2 separate regions of the Homo sapiens genome follow, and region 2 is linked to region 1. The links are chromatin contacts, found by Hi-C or POLR2A ChIA-PET in ENCODE. All regions are on one chromosome and are shown on one strand. The core of a region is the stretch at or near the end of the contact, and the rest is flanking DNA. Distances in the headings are between cores, read along the strand shown.

The links. Hi-C counts contacts between places; a loop is a spot of excess contacts on that map. ChIA-PET counts read pairs that join two places held with the same protein, here RNA polymerase II (POLR2A). Pooled maps may share reads with other maps.
Region 2: a loop to region 1 is called in a map of prostate gland, with 9 times the contacts of the local background. The contact joins two enhancer-like sites. A Hi-C loop is called at or near these places in 6 of 168 maps with a recorded cell type or tissue (CD4-positive, alpha-beta memory T cell, PC-3, naive thymus-derived CD4-positive, alpha-beta T cell and 2 more), 7 of 37 single-sample maps with no recorded cell type and 15 of 50 pooled maps. POLR2A ChIA-PET finds 5 or more read pairs at or near these places in 9 of 52 experiments (HEK293T, IMR-90, OCI-LY7 and 6 more).

Annotation. Positions count from the first base shown.
Region 1 is chr14:52,396,525-52,402,892 of GRCh38, forward strand. No RefSeq gene overlaps it. Among named protein-coding and RNA genes, the nearest start is that of PTGER2, 85 kb to the left of the region's middle. Within about 2 kb of position 3,442, at least 2 of the 41 ENCODE cell types and tissues checked have a DNase peak (open chromatin) inside an H3K27ac peak, as active enhancers do.
Region 2 is chr14:52,349,143-52,355,510 of GRCh38, forward strand. No RefSeq gene overlaps it. Among named protein-coding and RNA genes, the nearest start is that of PTGER2, 38 kb to the left of the region's middle. Within about 2 kb of position 2,794, at least 7 of the 41 ENCODE cell types and tissues checked have a DNase peak (open chromatin) inside an H3K27ac peak, as active enhancers do.

The DNA of each region.
Region 1 (6,368 bases), core at 2,192-4,691:
ACATGCAATATTTGGTTGTCTGTTTGTGCATTAATTCACTTAGGATGATGGCTTTCAGCTGCATCCATGTTGCTGCAAAGAACATGATTTTAATCTTTTTTATGGCTATGTAGTATTTTTTATGTAGTATTCCATGGTGTATATGTCTATATTTTCTGTATCCAATCCACTGTTGATGGGCACCTAGGTTGATTCCATGTCTTTGCTATTGTGAATAGTGCTGTGATAAACATATAAGTTCAGGTGTCTTCTGGCTAGAACCATTTGTTTTCCTTTGGGTATATACCCAGTAATGGGATTGCTGGATTGAATGGTAGTTCTATTTTTAGTTCTTTGAAAAATCTCCAAACTGCTTTCCACAGGGACTGAACTAATTTACATTCCTACGAACAGTATATAAGTGTTCTCTTTTATCCACAGCCTTGCCAACATGTTATTTTTTGACTTTTGCATGTTAGCCATTGACTGGTGTGAGATGGTATCTCATTGTGGTTCTGATTTGCATTTCTCCGATCATTAGTGATGTTCAGCTTTTTTGCCATATGCTTGTTGGCCACATGTATGTCTTTGAGGAGTGTCTGTTCATATCCTTTGCTCAGTTTTTAATAAAGTTGGTTTTTTTCTTATTGATTTAAGTTCCTTATAGATTCTGGATATTAGTCCTTTAACAATGGTTTTTATAAGAGGGAGGTAGGTGGGCCAGAGAGAGGAGCTGTAAAGGTGGAAGTAGAGACCAGAGAGGGGAGATGCTACACTGCTGGCTTTGAACATGGAGGATGAGGCCATGAGCCAAGGAATGCAGGCAGCTTCTAGAATCTGGAAAAGTCAAGAAAACAGATTCTTCCTATAAAGGCTCCAGAAGAATCACAGGCTTGCCAACACTTTGATCTTAGCTCAGTGAGACTGATTTTGTACTTCTTATCTCTGGAACTGTTATGATAATACATCTGCATTGTTTAAAGCCACCAAGTTTGTGGTAACTTATTACATCCTACTGGAAACTAATGTGCCACCTGTGGGCAGGGACCTTATGAGTATCTTGCACAGAGTACTCAAAAAAAGTTTATAGAATTGAATTCCCTGCCTCTCATATGTAGAAATTCAGAAACAGCATACTAGACCTAAAATATGGCTTAATTGGCAGGATTTGGGCAGGGTAGTGTTTGGGTTTTTAAAATGTATTTTCCAGGTGTTTGCCCTTACTCTTCCCTCTACCACCCAAGTAGTATTGGGGGCTTTGTACACAGCTCTCGGGGCATGGGTGATCCAGCCTGAAAGGAAGAAGCACCTTCAGCTCCTGGCTTTTGAGCCCTTGGGGAGACCTCATTCAGTTGTAAGATTCAGGCATTGGGAGGGAAAAAAAAGTCTTTAAAATTTTCCAAATATAAATTTCTTTTAAATATCAGGAGCCAAAACATGATACCAGATTATACCATGAATCGTGGAACAGAAGAAATGTGTGATTACGTAAGAACAATTCCTACCAAAAGGACAGGCATTCCACCAACAGGAAGGCAAGAGAGATTCCTAAATGCTGAGACCAGAGAGGTCAGCTGCAATAGGTCTCTAAGAAAGGCCTGTGCTTTGCACTACCCTCCTCTAGGCCAGGCATGAAGCCATGGAAAGAATGGAAGAGCCCCCAAGTAAGTTTGGGAGATTCCGGAGCCGAAAAGACAGTTGAGACAAAGTGGATGCAGGTTACGTGGACTTAAGAGCAGCAGGCTAAGCTGCAGACATGGGCAACAGACACCAGTTATAGTGTAGTGTCAGGGACCAGACAAATGCCACTCAGCTAGTACACGGGACATTATGTGGCAGCTGTGCCTTGTCCCAATGCTAAACACTATGGAAGCACCCTCACTATCCTCCTCACCTTCACCCCTCAACAAGGAGGTGAACCCTGGTGTTTGCCTTAGCATTTAGTCCAAAAGAAATTGTTCAGCAAGTGTAATAGTAAGTCTTCCAACACCACCGGCAGAATTTAGTGCTTGAGAGTAAAATAATTTCAGTTATGGAGAGATATAAACAATGACATCTTTTCACATCAAAAATCTGTACCCTGGTAAAAATTTCTACCCAAAAAAATAACTTCTAATACAGATGAAACGGAAATTTTCATTGGAATGAAACCCAATCTTTGTTATATAAAATTTGTTTTTATTCCCTACAGTTCAAAGAAAATAATTCTATTATATAGCTTCATATTTAAAGCACGTTTTTCTTTCTTAAAAATGTTTTTATGACTGGGCGCAGTGGCTCATGCCCATAATCTCAGCAATTTGGGAGGCCGAGGGGGGTGGATCACGAGGTCAGGAGATCAACACCATCCTGGCCAACATGGTGAAACCCCATCTCTACTAAAATACAAAAAATTAGCCGGGCGTGGTGGCGGGCACCTGTAGTCCCAACTACTCGGGAGGCTGAGGCAGGAGAATCGCTTGAACCCAGGAGGTTGCAGTGAGCCGAGATCGTGCCATTGCACTCCAGCCTGGCAACAGAGCAAGACTCCGTCTCAAAAAAAAAAAAAAAAAAATGTTTTTACGGTAGTTCTATATTTTTCTCTTTTATGACAAGGTGAATTTAAATTTTATGTATCAATTGTACTTTAAAAGTATACATTTTATAGTAGGAGTTTTTTCCCCTTTATCAAACATGAGTTGATCATTTAAAGCTCCATTTTTCATCCCATAGCCTGGAAAACTCTTGATGCGAAAGGGAGATAATCTGAATTCACTCAGGGAAAGAAACTCACCATAATTTATTTTTATGACCTATCAGTGCAATGGAGTGGAAAGGTTGCAGGCCCTGGCATCAGCAGACGTGGTCTCTAGGATCCCAGTGTTCTAGTGCAGTCTCTGGGTGGGTTCCATAATCTCGCTCGTATCTTGTTTCTTCTTCTCCCGTTTACAAAATGAGGGCACTGAAAGAGATGATCTCTAAGGCAGCACTTCTCACACTTGAAAGTATAGATCTCCTTAAAATATAAACTCTGTTTCAGTGGACGGAGGGGGAGGGCCTGACGTTCTGCATTGTAACCAGCTCCCAGCTGAAGCTGATAATGCAAATCCTTAGACCAAACTTTGAAAAACAAGATTCCAAGGGACAGCCCGTATCTAACCTGTCTTGTGTTTCAGTAGCTCATGTATGCATTCAGAGTCCTGCCATTCTTCACATGTTAAGGATATATTTTGGATAGTTAAAAAAAGACTGTATTGTTCAGGTTTCAAGTTAATTTGGGATTGGGATTACTATTAAGGATTGCAGATCACCATAAACAAATACATAAGCACAGCCCTTTCTTCTCTAGCCTAGTGGTTCTAACCCTAACTGCATATTAGTATCACCTAGGGTGCTTTCAAAAACTACCAATGCCTGCCCACCCACACCCACTTACATACACACCAGAATACAATTTAACTGGTCTGGGGCGGGGCCCAGTCACGGGGTCTTGCTCAAAAACTCTACTTGTGATTTGTGCAGCCAAGATAGAGAACCACTGCAGGCCAGTCTCTCCAACTATGAAGGCACTTCAGGTATGGCCAAGTTGTTTTTACTACTACTACCCACAGCTGTTATCCATTAACTCAGTGCATTCTCATGGAAAGCTTAAATTATACAACTCGCATAAACATTTCTCTTATTAACTCAGTAAGAGTTCTCGGCAAGAGAGTTGATACAGAGCCACTCTCAGCTTTGTTTGGTCCTTTTTAGACAAAAACAGAAAATTATCAAATACAATGCACACTGTAGCTATAAAGAGCACACCGGCTCTAAGGGAGATTTTGTCCATTTTCTCTTTTGCAAGGCTCAAATTTAACCAGCAAAGTCTTGTAAAGCTGGCAGAAGCCAGCAGAGGCAGTAAACGTTTCTGGAGGCTCAAATGTCAGCAGAACAATCCGTCTCCAGAGTACAGGTCTTTCCACAATGTCACAGTGCTCAAGAAGCCAGACAATCTGTGTTGTAATACTGGCTACACCATTTTCTAACTGTATGACCTTCGGCAGCTTTCTCAACACCTGAATTTCTTTAACAGTAAAATTAGTAAAAGTGATTATGATTAGGTTAAAATTAGTTGATGTGTGTAAGATGTTTTTTGCACAATGTTTGGTATATAGTGACTATTATTATTATCTACCCCATGAGATTAGAAGTTAATATTATTATTGCCCCCCCACCTTAAAATTACATCTTAGCATTGCCTTAGCAAGACTACAGGATACATATATTTGTTTAGAGAATGATGAAAAGTGTAGTGTGGCTGCTGGCAAGGCTGGGGCAGTCATAAAGCCAGAAAAGTAAATTGAGGCTGATTTGTGGCAGACCTTATAGACTAGGCTAAAAAGTCTAGCTTGACCCTACTGACAATGGAGAGCCATTTGAAATTTTTGAGCCAGAGAATGATGTGATCATTTTCCTGCTTTAAAACAGATAAGTGCAGAGTTCAAACAGGGTTTGCAGGTATCTCACCTCTTCTTGAGCTACCAGCATTTCTCCGTCCTACTTCTACAATTGATGTCACCACAAGATTGCAATTTGTGGTTATCCTAAAGCAAAAAGGAAGTCTCAAACTACTGACATTTTCGTTTCTGCCCCAAGAGGATGACAGTTGAACAAAACCTTGAAGTCCCGATGTACCTCTGACAACTCCCAGTCAGCTACATCCTTGGGATAATTTTATTTTTCCCTTAAATCTTATAACAGATATTTGTATCAACCTAAGTCACTTAGGTGATTTACACTCCAGTCCTCTAGCAAGACCCAAATCAAAGCAAGAGAGCAAGGTAACTGAGAATAATGTCATGGATCATCCTGGAATAGCTTAGGGCCTCCAGGTACTGTGGAAATTTCTTCTTTACTTGAGAGAAATGGCTACCTTGCTATCAAGTAGCTCATAGGTTTAGGGTCAAGGAGTTTACAGCTGAGAGTTGGGGCTTGGCAGTTGTGATAAAGAATGTGAAAACTTACACAGGCAGTGAATTTTGCTCAAATTAACTCTCACATGTTAAAACCAGAGGATATAAAATTAGGTAGCCTGACCCTGAGCTTCTACTTAAGGAAAAGACCAAACACTCTTTCTTTCTTTCTTTCTCTTCTTTCTTTTCTTTTCTTTCTTTCTTTCTTAGATGGAGTCTTGCTATGTCGCCCAGGCTGGAGTGCAGTGGCGCAATCTCAGCTCACTGCAACCTCCACCTCCCAGGTTCAAGAAATTCTCCTGCCTCAGCCTCCCAAGTAACTGGGATTACAGGCGCCCACCACCATGCCTAGCTAATTTTTGTCTTTTTAGTAGAAACGGGGTTGCACCATGTTGGCCAGGCTGGTCTTGAACTCCTGACCTCGTGATCCACTTGCCTTGGCCTCCCAAAGTGCTGGAATTACAGGCATGAGCCACCACTCCTGGCCCAAACACTCTTAAATAAAACAAATAAATTTCTTCCAACATGTAAGTGAGAGGTATTTGGGAAGTGATGTTGAAATGATGTAACTTCTAAACCTAGTTCTTCCTTGATTTGGGGAGAGTTATTTAACATTTAGATCTCTGTTCTCCCCACAATAAACAGTAGTAGCAAATTGTCAATCATCCAGATGTGCAAATTTCAACAAATGCTATTGGGTGCTTACTATGTGCTAGCCCTTGCATTTTATCCACTAAATCCTCACCATAACCCGATTGATTAGGTAACACTATTAATCCTGTTTTGCAGAAAAGAGTACTGAAACATAGATCAAGTAGCTTGTCCACAGCCACAGAGCTTGAAAGTGGCAGAGCTTGGATGCAAACACAGAATATAGAGCCTGTGCATCTCCAGTAAAATGAAGTCACTGCCCGGAACAAACGTAGAGCCTAGTGGAGGGAAACAGCATGTACAAACACCTTTACAACACAAGGTGCATCTGCAAGAAATCAAAAGGGAAATAATGTTAAGGGAGAGAAGAAGGGAGAGAGAAAACATTGTTGCCAGGGTCAAAGGGCTTCTGGGAAAAGTTATGCTGGAAATGGGGCTGAAAAGAATGAATGCTTGGGATTTCACAGGGTGAGAGAGTGAAGACATTCTAGGTAGAGAAAACAATATGAACAAAAGCATGAAAGCAAATGCCAGGCACATTTTAGGTATATCATTACTGTGCTTTAGTAAAAGAGAGGCAGAGTGGGTGGAAACAGACTCCACAAAAGCCTGGAGAAGTATTAAGGGTCTGAACCAGCTGGTGGAGGAAGAGAAAGTAGGAAAGAAATCTATGAGACATTAATTACTAAGGAAGAATGCTGAGAATTTGGCTACTCTTTAAGGCTAATGTCTAATTCAACTTTGTATTTAGGGTGCCTAGTCCTATATCTGGCACATAGTACACTCTAAGCTCATGTGTGTTGA
Region 2 (6,368 bases), core at 1,544-4,043, 48 kb before region 1:
GGAATTCTTTTCCTAAGAATCACTGCAAATTTGTAAATATTGTATGTCAGTAAATATGGCATTAAGATGGAATTTCTGTTTGGTAAGATTAGTGACTGTTATTTTCACAGCATGTTCTGACATAAGAAGAGCATACTTATTTTTTAAGCAGAGTACACGATAAAATGTATAATCCTTTCCCAAATCTCATTATTCAAAATTTTCTAGAACACAGCCTCCTTTGTTAGAATATAACCTTGTGGGCAGGAAATTTATCCTATTTATTTGGCATACAGGTCGTATCTAGTTAGCAGCTGTTGTGAATAGTGCCAACGCCAGATAATTACATGGATTATGGACTGCATTATCTAATCAAGAATCAAGATGCATGCCCTATCTTTTGCTCTTAAAAGATGGCATGAGAAAAACAAACAAAAAAAATGGAAGTAAAATATTAGGATTCTAATAACTCCCCAATCAAGAAAACTGTGTTTTTGCACATGAAGAAATAAGTGTGGTCATTGTGATTTTGGAAAAATATATAATCTCACACTAAGAACAGTAATGTAAACAGCACATGGACAATTAGCTATAAATCTCTAGAAAGCAATTCTTTATACTGAAGGACAAGAACCAAGATATTAATATTTATGGGTACACACACACACACACACACACACACACAAAACAAGAAACATGATGTGGTATGGCCTTGCACCTTGGGTTTGGCTGGCCAACCAAGGGGAAAACCCCTGACCCAAGCTGTCCTGGGCACATTCTCTTTTTGGTATTTGGAAATGGAGACGAGAAAGCTGAGTCAGAATCTACGTGTGTGACAGTCCCTGCCATGTGTAAGCTTGGGCATTCTGGGGAGGCCATGTTTTGCTCTGTGAACTAAAGGGCAGAAAAAGCCATTCAGTAAAGAGAAACAAAGGAGATGAGTGCTGTATAATCTCCTGTTGCTGCTGTAACAAATTACCACAAACTTAATGGCTTAAGACATACAGATGTGTGATCTTACAGTGCTGGAAGTCAGAAGTCTAAAATTGGCTGGCCGTTTGCATTCTTTCAGAGGCGATAGGAGAAATTCTATTTCCTTGCTTTTTCCATCTGAGGCTGCCTGAATTCCTTGGCTTATGGCTACATCACTCCACTCTGCTTCCATTGGTCACATCTTCTCTGACTCTGACCTTCTTACCCGCTTCTAAGGACTCTTGTGATTACACTGAGCTCACCTGGATAATCCAAAATAAATTCTCCATCTCAAGATATTTAATTTAATTGCAAGGTTCCTTTTGCTATATAAAGTAGCATTTTACAAGTTCCAGGAATTAGGACACCTTATGTGTGGTGGGGGACGGGGGGTCATTATTTGCCTACCCTAAAAGCTCAAGGAGGAACAGTGATGACAGGTTCCAATAAAATGAAAAGTTCCAGTAGCAAGCCATTCCTGCATTTCTGCTCTTGGATGCCATGACACACTCTTATACTCCTGTAAGAAGCCTTTTGGGCAACAGCTGCCTGAGCGCTCTGTTGACATGAATTCTGAAGACTTATTGGAATGTCATGATGAGTGAATGAATGTCTGCCAGGGCACCAAACAAGGAGAGCTATCTCATATGTGTCACAAATTCGCCATCCTTGCTCAGGATTAGAAGTTGTAGAATTAGTATGGCTGGGTGTAAAGAATCATTTTGTTCATTATAAAAAGGGGGCTTAAACTATGAACATTTAAATCCTTGTTAATAGTACCAGAACCTTAATTAAGGGCTATTTGCCTCAGGAGCCTGTCTGTAATCTCAGGAGCTGAGAGTAGGTAGGCCACATGTTACCATGCACTAGATGCATAGCACTTAGGAAAAAAATCAACTTGATGATTTTGCTACATAACACCTCTCCCTTTGAACAAAACAGTTGCTGTTTGGGGTCCCAGATCACAAACCTTTGAACAAAACAGTTGCTGTTCAGAATCACTGATCACGGACCTTAGGATCGCATCATACGGCTCCTCCTAAGTAGCATGGCCACAGGCAGGAGGCAATCTGTCTCACTAGGCAAAGCATTTTTCCATGTCAGAGCATTTGCTCACAAGAGAAGGCCATTGGTTTCAGCAACCCAAAGTTTTCTTTCTGTCAGTTTTGTTTAGTGCCCTGTGCCAGGAGCTCACTTATGCCTGTATCCTTGGCTCAATTTAATAGGGAATTCTGCCCTGAGTGACACTTAATAACCTCAGTAACCGCTAGCTCCAGTGTTCTCAGTGACTTCATAGTGCTGAAATTACATCGTCACATTCACACCAGCTAGAAACAAAGATAAGCCCAAGATGGCACAGAATTCATGAGGAGCCGAAGGGTGAGCTGGAGGGTATGGCTACGTTTTTTAAACGGCATCAAGAACTCAACCTGTCTCTCAGAATCAGTGAGAGCACTTAAAAGGAGAGGAGCCAGACTAAATAACTCACCAGGCAGACCTCCTCTGCTTAACTGCCTTGAAGTTTTCCCTTCCTGAAGAATTCTTTCCTCTCTGAAGATTTAAGGAGGCACATGTGATCTAATCCCCCACACTAGCTTCTAAACCCTGTAGAATGAGTGTTTACAAAGTAGAATCTTTTACTAGATATTGTAAGAGAGATGTCTGTGTGTGTTTTGCCAAGAAATTAAAATCCAGTCTTTGCCAAGGAGCATAAATATACTTGGCAGAATCCAGAGGCTCAGTAGCAAAGATAAAAGTAATTGTTCCCTTCAGCCAATTGCTCACACTTATTACAAAACATTTATCTTCCCCCAGGGTGGATTTTCTCCTCTGATGCCGTCTGGCCCAGGAGGACATCATCCTCCGCCCTGGAGGGCCCATGAGATGCTCAGGGCCACATCAGTACATTTCTATGCAGCTCCAGATAGGTACAACCCACAGAGTACAATTACTGACCTGAAACATTTCATCTCTCAGGGATGTGATATTTTCCCCTCCAGTAATGATCAACTTTTAAGAAAGACATTTATATTTTAACTATGTCATTCTTTCCAGTGCTTTAAAACCTGATTTGATTTTCTTCAGCTCTCTGGGCTTTATATAAATGTCAGTAAACTGAATGGGCTGTCAACACCTAGATTAATGATTGGCTAACAGGAGATTTCTTGGTTTTATATTCAGTGAAGCAACTCAGGGACTGTAAGCACTGTGGTGCTTTTACGATTTTTCCCTTAACCCTTTTATGCCCCTAAAGACGTATCACCCTGGGAGAAAAACAACCACAGTGGTCTGATTCTGAGTAAAACCTCTCTGTTCTTCCTTTTCCTGTGCGGTGTGCCCCAAACCAACTAATTATCAGAAAACTAAAATGTTGATACACCCAAATTTAAACTGGTTAAAACTTTTTAACACAATTTGAAGGTCAAAACAAGTCTAACATTTCAACAAAAACTTGTGCCATCATCAGTAACTAAAATTTAATAATACTTGGCAGTGAATTCAATTTACTCTGTGTACTTGACAATACTACAGCTGCGTTTCTTTCTAAAATAGCCTCTAAAACGTTTCAAATAACGCAATTGCTCATTTGTTTAGAACTATAGTTGTTTGTGTACTTATCTTACTTTTCTCTTGAATTGTGTGTTCCTGGAAGGGAGACACTTCAAAGCATTGCACAAGGAAACCAAACATGCATCAGACATAATCCCTGTCGTTCAGGACTTGAAAACACAAGAGATGAGAACTTCACACAAACAGCCATCCCCATCTTCTAATGGTCCTCTTCTTTTTCTCCTTGCACCCCACTGCTACACTTGCAAAAAACACAAACATTGCTTATTATTTATTAAGTGGCTCTTTTCAAAAACTTCTACAAAAAAAGCCGTCCCTCCAGATCCTTTTGAAAAAGAGTAATCCACATTATAAATCATTCCTATAAATCATCATAATAACATATAATGAGGTTACTATTTGGGATTTTTTGAGCAGAGAGGTAGAGTAGAAAGAGCAAAGAAGGAAGTCTCTTCAGAGAATGACTAAAGTAAGCCATTTGGCAATGTTGTTAACATTGTAGCTCACATTTTATATAAAAGCTAGACACTACAGATTTTAGATTATAAATTATTTTTAAAAATCAAACATCCTGGGGAAATGTTTTTAATACATTAATAATATTATTGTCAAGGTCTTTTCCCACAAAACCACAAATAAAAGAGTATAAAGGTCAGGTGTGGTGGCTCACGCCTGTAATCCCAGCACTTTGGGAGGCCGAGATGGGTGGATCACCTGAGGTCAGGAGTTCGAGACCAGCCTGACCAACATGGAGAAACCCTGTCTGTACTAAAAATATAAAAATTAGCCGGGTGTGGTGGCGCATGGCTGTAATCCCAGCTACTCGGGAGGCTAAGGCAGGAGAATCACTTGAACCCGGGAGGCGGAGGTTGCAGTAAGCCAAGATCGTGCCATTACACTTCAGCCTGGACAACAAAAGTGCAACTGTCACATAAAAAAATAAAAAGGTATAAGATGCATGGTTTTGCACATTTCATGGCCTGACAAGTAGTTATACAAACCAGAATTTCTTTTAATAAACCAAGAAAGTCAAATTTATTCCAGGAAAAAAAAGTAAGATGCAAACAAGTCAAAATCTATCACTAAGATTTTTAGATAATAAAGACACTTAAGAGTAACTATTTTCCACCTTCTTTAGCAAACTTAGTAAATCAAAACTTGGATTTACACAAACAATAACCTATGAAGTGCCTTGATAATATATGAAGTGAGGCCACACGCAGTGGCTCATGCCTGTAATGCCAGCACTTTGGGAAGCCAAGGCAGAAGGATTGCTTCAGCCCAGGAGTTCGAGACCAGACTAGGCAACATGGTGAAACTCTGTCTCTATAAAAAATATAAAAATTAGCTAGGCATAGTGCCGTGTGCCTACAGTCCTAGCTACTTGGGAGGCTGAGGTGGGAGGATCAATTAAGCTGGGAGGTCGAGGCTGCAGTGAGCCATGATTGTGCCACTGCACTCCAGCTTGGGTGACAGGGAGAGACCCCATCTTTCTCTCTCTTTCTCTCTCTCTCTCACTGTGTGTGTGTGTGTGTGTGTGTGTGTAGTGAAATTTAAGTATCTAACTTTTCTAGTTTTACTAAGCAGTTTATAAATGTAATTTTAGGATTACATGTGCTAAGTAAAACAAAGTACATCATAACAGAAAAGAGCCTCCCTTATGAGTAAAACACAGATCTTCCAAGATTTTAGCAAAAAAGAAAAGTCCCCAGGAAGTCATTCCAGAATGGGAGTCTGCTAAGGTTTTCCTCATATTGATTCCCACTGAAGCTCTGACTCAAAAATGAACACTCTTCCCTATCCCCTCCCTGCCCCATTCCCTAGTTCCCTTTGACCCATTTAATATTTTCTTTTAGACTTATAAATGCATATACTTGTGTTGCTTTTCATTTTGTAGTGGTTTTTGCTTGATATATTTTAAAACTTAACTAAATAAGAGAGAACATAAGAAATAATTATGGAAAATCAAAACTCTAAAAACAGGCACATTTCCAAAGTACATATTTCTGATCCTAAAATAATCTCCCTCTAACCCTAAAGGACCAGTAATTCTTTGCAGTCACCTTACCCAGCTCCCATCTTTTCCAGTTCCCTGCATTTCCCAAGTTAGCTGAGAAGTCTTGGAATCTATACTAATAAGAACCAATCTTAGAAAATAGTTCTTAGACACAAAATTTGACCCTTTCCTTTTATTTCCTTTCTTTAAATTTCCTTCACCTGTAAGCCTGCACTTAAGCCCAGTTTCCCATCTAAGAAACACAACTGATTAATGGGGACATGGTGATTAGAATAATTAATTATCCACCTCTTTCTAGCCCAAAAGTTACAAGTTCAGTCCACCTTCGGAGGAGGCTGTGATTCAGTGGCAAGTCACTAAGTATACAGCCAAATGTGTGATATCCCTAAACTGGACAACAGCCATTGCATACACACAATGTTATGTCTTACTCCACACTACTGGCTTTGGAGGCCATGGAACTCAGGGGGACTCAGCCTGCTCAGGTCTTATCCACAAACCACTCCCAACAGCTGAATAAAAGGAAGACAAAGCCCCTCAAGACTGCAGGAACAGAAGACACAAACACTTGATGAGAAAAGAGCCATAGGGCTGACTATTTGAACCGCAAAGGAGTTGTGGGAGGAAGTCATTGAGAAATGAAACTCAGATTAACAGCCCAGGACAAACTGGAATTTGACTACATGTTTATGACTCAACATGGAATGCTACCAGATTTTTTTCATGGACGTTTATTCACATCTGAAACATAAACTAGCAAGAAAAAAATCCAACAACAAAAAAATAGCAACAGACTCCCAGTAATTAGAATAATTTCTAGATTTCTGCT